2 separate regions of the Homo sapiens genome follow, and region 2 is linked to region 1. A link is an interaction called in ENCODE POLR2A ChIA-PET data of the cell type or tissue named here. Cell type or tissue: A673. All regions are shown on one strand. Links, peaks and the distances in the headings refer to the core of each region. The heading gives the core; the rest is flanking DNA.

Region 1 (3,136 bases), core at 397-2,896:
TCCACCTCTTCCCATCCCTTTCAGGTTGGTCTGCACTGAACCACTTGTTATTGCAAACATGTTACTCAACGTAAGAAAACTTTTCGACCAAGTGTGGTGGCTCACACCGATAATCCCAGCGCTTAGGGAGGCTGAGGCAGGATTGCTTGAGCCCAGAAGTTTGAGACCAGCCTGGGCTATAATGAGACCCACATCTCTACAAAACAAAACAAAACCAAACCCTTTTCTTATGGAAAAGGTCTTTGTGTTGCTGCTGTCCAAGGCCCAAATATCACACAGGTACTGGAAAACAGAAACAGAAAAACCCTAATTCCACTCTAGCAAACCACTCATAGCCTCTAGTGTAATTATCCTGCCTGGCAGCCTGGGGTTAGGAGACACAAGTGCAAATTTTACAAAATAAAAATGTGGAGATAGTTTTTGAAACACATTATTTAGAGGATAGTAATAACTCCTTGACCTAATGAGATAGGCACTTCTGACCTTCATCTCCAACTATCTGCTCTGTCTCTTCATTTGAATGCCCCTCCTCTTTACCTCCACATGTACTAGCCAAGGTCCATTTTTATTATCTCCCATCTGAACTATTGTGCTGGCGTAACTAATTGGTCTGCCAGTCTTTAGTCTCATTCCTATGCCAGTTTATTTCCAAAAACAGCTTTCTTGAAGCATATTTCATGGAGATCATGATCTAAAAAGCAAAACAAACAAACAAAAAACCTTCAATACAGCCGGGTGCAGAGGTACTTACGCTGGGGTACTCCCAACACTTTGGGAGGCCAAGCAGGAGGACCCCTTGGGCCCAGGGTTTTGTGGTTACAGTGAGCTATGATCACACTACTGTACTCTAGCCTGGCGACAAAGCGAGACTTTGTCTTCAAAAAAATTAAGAAATAATAAATGTAGGCCAGACACAATGGCTCATGCCTATCATCCCAGCACTTTGGGAGACCAAGGCAGAAGGACTGCTTCAGCCCAGGAGTTTGAGACCATCCAGAGCAACATGGCAAAATCCTGTCTCTACCAAAATATAAAAATAAAAATTAGCTGGGTGTGGTGGTGCATACGTATTTTCCCAGCTATTTGGGAGCCTGAGGGTGAGAGGATCACTTGAGTCTGGGAGGTTGAGGCTGCAGTTGAGTTGTGATTGTGCCACTGCACTCCAACCTTGGTGACAGGGGGAGACTTTATCTCAAAATAATAATAATAATATGCCAGGAGCAATGGCTCGCGCCTGTAATCCCAGCACTTTGGGAGGCTGAGGTGGGCGGATCACTTGAGGTCAGGAGTTCAAGACCAGCCTGTCCAACATGGTGAAACCCCATCTTTACTAAAAATACAAAAAAATTAGCTGGGCATTGTGGCATGTGCCTGTAATCCCAGCTACTCAGGATGCTGAGGCAGGAGAATTGCTTGAACCTGGGAGGCGGAGGTTGCAGTGAGCCTTGATTGTGCCACTGCACCCAGCCTGGGCAACAGAGCAAGAATCCTCAAAAAAAAAAATTAATAATAATAATAGGCCAGGTGTGGTGGTGGCTCACGCCTGTAATCCCAGCACTTTGGGAGACTGAGGCTGGTACATCACCTGAGGTCAGGAGTTTGAGACCAGTGTGGCTAACATGGTGAAACCCCGTCTCTACTAAAAAAAAGTTAGCCGGGCTTGGTGGTGGGCGCCTGTAATCCCAGCTGCTCAGGAGGCTGAGGCAAGAGAATCACTTGAACCCAGGAGGTGGATGTTGCAGTGAGCCGAGATCACACCATTGCATTCCAGCCTGGGCAATAAAAGCGAAACTCTGTCTCAAAAAATAGTAATAATAATAAAAGTTGCTTTTTTTTTTTTTGAGACGGAGTCTCGCTCTGTCCCCCAAGCTGGAGTGCAGTGGCATGATCTCGGCTCACTGCAAGCTCTGCCTCCTGTGTTCATGCCATTCTCCTGCCTCAGCCTCCCGAGTAGCTGGGACTACAGGCGCCCACCACCATGCCCGGCTAATTTTTTGTATTTTTAGTAGAGGCGGGGTTTCACCGTGTTAGCCAGGATGGTCTCGATCTCCTGACCTCATGATCTGCCCGTCTCAGCCTCCAAAAGTGCTGGGATTACAGGTGTGAGCCACCGTGCCAGGCCAATAATAATAAAAGTTTAAAAACCCTTCAATAGCTACTTACAGCCCTCCAATTTAACAATACGCTCCTTAACCTGGCATTTTAGCTTTCATGATCTGTCTCCAGTTTACCATTCAGCCATTCCTATTCACATGTGCATTGCATATACCACACTGATAACTGTTCAACACATTTTCCTATACCTCCTTTATATACTTTTTAATTTGTTTTATAGTTGTTTGAAGATGTGTTTTTTCAAACCACCAGACAGTGCTCCTTGATGTTCTGATCCTTGTCTGATCCCACTCTGTGTTTCTCTCAACATATTTTTAGCATCTACACATTGTAGGTATCAGAAATAATTTGTGGATGAACATTGGGCTTGCTGAAGAATACTAAGAACTTTGACTCTAAGTTTTTGATCAAAGTAGAGATGATTGTCATGATTAGCAACTCTTATTTTAGCCCTTGAGAGCCTTTTCTTCAAAAAAGTAGGGAGGTTGCTTCTTTTCTGAGAAAACACCAAATGGCGGATGACGCCGGTGCAGCGTGGGGGCCAAAACTTATGGCACGGGAGTAAATTCAGCATTAAAATAAATGTAATTAAAAGGAAAAAAAAAAGTAGGGAGGCATAATTAACTATAAAACATTTGGAAAATACAGAAAAGTAAAAACAACAACAGCAAAAATCAACACCACCCAGCCGGTCACGGGTCCTATAATGGTCTTAGATTTCATTGTTCTGCCGTACATTGTTAACGGTCTAGTTAGAGAACAATTACATGGTTATTTCCATTTTACAGATGATGAAACTGAGACTCGGTTCAAATGAATACATTATCCATTAAGTCTGGCTGCAAGGAAACCAGACCTTCCAACTTTGTTGTGGTCCCTACCCCTTTCTTGAATCCGAAGCCCCCTCTTTTTGAATCCCAACTCTTCCTGAAACTGGGCTGCTTAGCATCTCAGGGCTCTCCAACATGCCTATTTTTATGATGAAATGCGCAACAAACTTTTACCCTAAACCACTTGAGGT
Region 2 (3,136 bases), core at 408-2,907, 330 kb after region 1:
GTTAGCATTGCATAAAAGAAAGTATCGAGTAAGGATTTTTTTTTTCTTTTTCTGGCTAAAGTCTTGCTATATCACAGTATTCTTTGCAAATAAAGAATGGTCATCACCCTGCATGACAGTGAGAGACATGCTTTCCATGTATCTGTTCACAGTGATGGGTTCTCACAATTAGCTCAAGACATAGCAGTATATTCAGTCATTGGTAAATTTCTATAAAATGGTGGAAAATTGTCCTATAGCTCACTTTCTTACCTGTCTTCTGCCCTGGTAGGGGGAAAAATCTTTACTCATTACCATGCTGAGAGTTTTGAATTAACATTTAGGTGGCTGCTTATGTCTGGAGAGATTTTATTTAAGGTTTTGCATCAAGGTATTTTAAACCTGCCTTGCCACCCTCCAGGGGTGCTGGTGATCACATCTTTTCTATGGTAAGCCAATCTTTGAAGCATCCATGCTTTATATATTTTATTTCATTTAATCCTCATGACATCCCTAGAAGATAGATGTTAAAAAATTGATCAGTTAAAAAACTGATGCAGAGAGGTCAAATGACTTTTCCAAGGTCATAGAAGATTCCCTTACAGTTTGCCTGGCTCTAAAGGCCCTACTTTTTTCTTTGTTCATGCTGAATGAAGGGAGAGCCTAGAAGTAAAAAGTTCCTTTATTTTAGCTGTTTCCTTATTCAGAAAATTGGGAGATTGCACCTCAGGATGCCTAGGAGCTGTTAAAAGAGAAAGCAGTAAGCCACATAGGTGCTCTCTTCCCCTCCAGTAGAGATCTGCTCCTGCCTATTTTATAGATTAGGCATCCAGGTGAGAAGGATTCTACTGCCATAGGAGGGGGCCTAAATGACTGGACTGGATGAATTCTGACCTTCCAATTTTGTTATATACTCTGTTCTTTAAATTGCAAGATTACCAGTTTTATAAAGACTCATACACACAGTGATTGTGTGTTCTTTGTTTATGGTACCTCCATAGACTCTCCATCTTAACCAGCACAGATCTGTAAGAAATGGAAAAACAGAAGTATAAGAAGACAGAATACACTGAGACAAATACTATCTCAGAGGGATGTGCCACTGTATTCCAAAAGCCTAACATAATAAATAAATGTACAAATTGCTGTGGAAGCATGGTGTATATAGAGGAGGGCCACAACACTGTCAGAGCGAATCAGGATATTTTCTTGACCCCTTTGCTGGACTTGCGACAGGGGTGCCTCATTTACTCAGTCCACCCTTGTCTACCCCTTGTGGGACAGAGCGTGTGAGCGAACCAGTGCAGGAACTAGAGCAAGTGCTTTTGGGCGCTGGCAGGAACAAACTCTGCTTACTCAGCTCGCCATGCTCAACCCTTTGTGGAAGGGAGCAGTAGGCAAGTGAGTACAGGATCCAGCCGGCCACTTTTGGGCTCTGGCATCAGTGAACTCTGTGCGGGCCCCAAGGCAGTGTCCAGGTGGGGGTGCCTGTGACTACTGAAGCCCCAGAGGGCGTGTTACAGTGCTCTTTTAGCTCTGCTGTCCATGAACAGCTTAAGTGTTAACAGCCCAGTGGGCTCTTTGCCTTTTTGTGTGAGGCTGCCTTCCACCAGCGAGTGCAAAGGGCCAGTGTGCCAGCCTTTTTGTATCCACACTCGTGGCTCCCAAGCTCTTGTCTGGCATCCAGGAAAAATGAGGTAGCCTAAACGAATTGAAGGGTGGTAAATGCAGGAGATTTTATTGCCGATGAAAGTGGCTCTCAGTGGGAAGAGGGGCTGAAAAGGGGACGGGTTGGGTAGGTAATCTTCCCCTGAAGTCCAGCTGTCTCCAGCCAGATTCTTCGAAGTTTTGCTGTCAAGCTGTACCTCTGAAGTCAAGCCACTTCTCTCCAATGTCCAGCCATAGTCCCGTCTACCAGCTGAATCTGGAGTTTTTATAGGCACAGGATGGGGTGGGACCATGGGTGGTTTAGGAAAAGGCAACATTTGAGCAGGAAAACAGAGATATAAGTTCTCACTTTGGGCCGCGGTTTCAGGCTTTTTGGCTTGAGGGTGGGGTTTCGCCAGGGGCCTGCTCTTTTCTGCTAAGAATTTCTCTGCCCCCTATCCCTATCAAGAGGTTGGTGTCAGGAAAGCCTTCTGAGAAGGCAAGCGTGAATCTTGAAGCATGAGAGGAGAGGAGTTACTAAGTTGTAATTCTGATTCTGCTACTAACAACTAGGAGACACTTGACAAGTTCCACCCATTTCCCTTGCCTTCACTTTCCCATCTAGGCTATGAGGGGCTTATGTGAGTTGTTTAGTAGTTTCCGTTAGCTCTAACAATCTGGGTATTAATCTTTAAATTTTTGTTAGATCTCTTTTATTATAAATCAGCTGGCTGACTCCTTCCCTTAGTCTATTTCTTTTGCATTTTCTTGTAAATGCAATTTTTCTGTGTTCCTTCTTGGAATCCCTGGTGTTAATGAAGGGTTCAGAAACAGATTAAGATGAGGTGAGCTCAGTACCCTTACTCAGCGCCCTCTCCTACAGTGACAGTCCAGGGCTTCTTTCTCTGGAGCTTCTGACATTCTTGGGCAAGCTCAATAGACCATGAAAGCCAGCCTGTCCATAAGTATCCTATGAAAGGTCAGGTATAGCCATAGCTACCACCAGTGAGTGACTTCCCTTTCCCTGCTAATTAAGCTCATGCAATTTAATTTAGCTTTCTATTAGTTATGTATGGTCCTTAATCAATGGTGATATAATTTTTGTGGCCTCGAATACAGCTGAAAATCAGTGGGATGTTGACACAGGACTGGAAGAGCTTTTGGCTGTGCTGCATAGATTCTCATTGGAATGGTTTCTGTTGCGTAATGTAGTGGGGAGAGCCTGTTCTTGAAGTCTGAAGACCCGAGTCTGACTCCTGGCTCTGCCTCTAAAAACTTTAATAAGTTCCTTTACTTCCAATGGCCTCAGTTTCCTCTCCTATAAAGGTAGGAATAATAGTATCTACCCTATCTGTCACTTATTCGTGAGACTTTAAGGAGATAATTGATCTGGAAGAACCTTTTAAATGTGACAGATCTAGTCATGGGTAGAGCCGCATTGATCATTGTACTGACTTTTCTTATCTTGAGGGTTAACTGCTTGCGGGCTGGGTCCCCAGGAGGCTGTTGA

What was found. ChIA-PET counts read pairs that join two places held together with the same protein. Peaks named below come from ENCODE experiments on the same cell type or tissue, not always from the same donor. Only the 100,000 strongest peaks of a DNase experiment are listed, where the experiment ranks them.
Region 2: POLR2A ChIA-PET joins it to region 1 with 6 read pairs; 2 of 35 experiments call an interaction of 5 or more read pairs at or near these places.

What each region holds. Positions count from the first base shown.
Region 1 is chr11:73,781,247-73,784,382 of GRCh38, reverse strand. No RefSeq gene overlaps it. Among named protein-coding and RNA genes, the nearest start is that of MRPL48, 5.1 kb to the left of the region's middle. In A673, for the core only: no CTCF peak of the experiment used is centred there; no DNase peak of the experiment used is centred there; H3K27ac peaks cover 280 bases.
Region 2 is chr11:73,453,458-73,456,593 of GRCh38, reverse strand. The region is part of intron 2 of FAM168A (family with sequence similarity 168 member A); the gene reads left to right. Among named protein-coding and RNA genes, the nearest start is that of RELT, 79 kb to the right of the region's middle. RefSeq lists an enhancer at 929-1,428. In A673, for the core only: no CTCF peak of the experiment used is centred there; no DNase peak of the experiment used is centred there.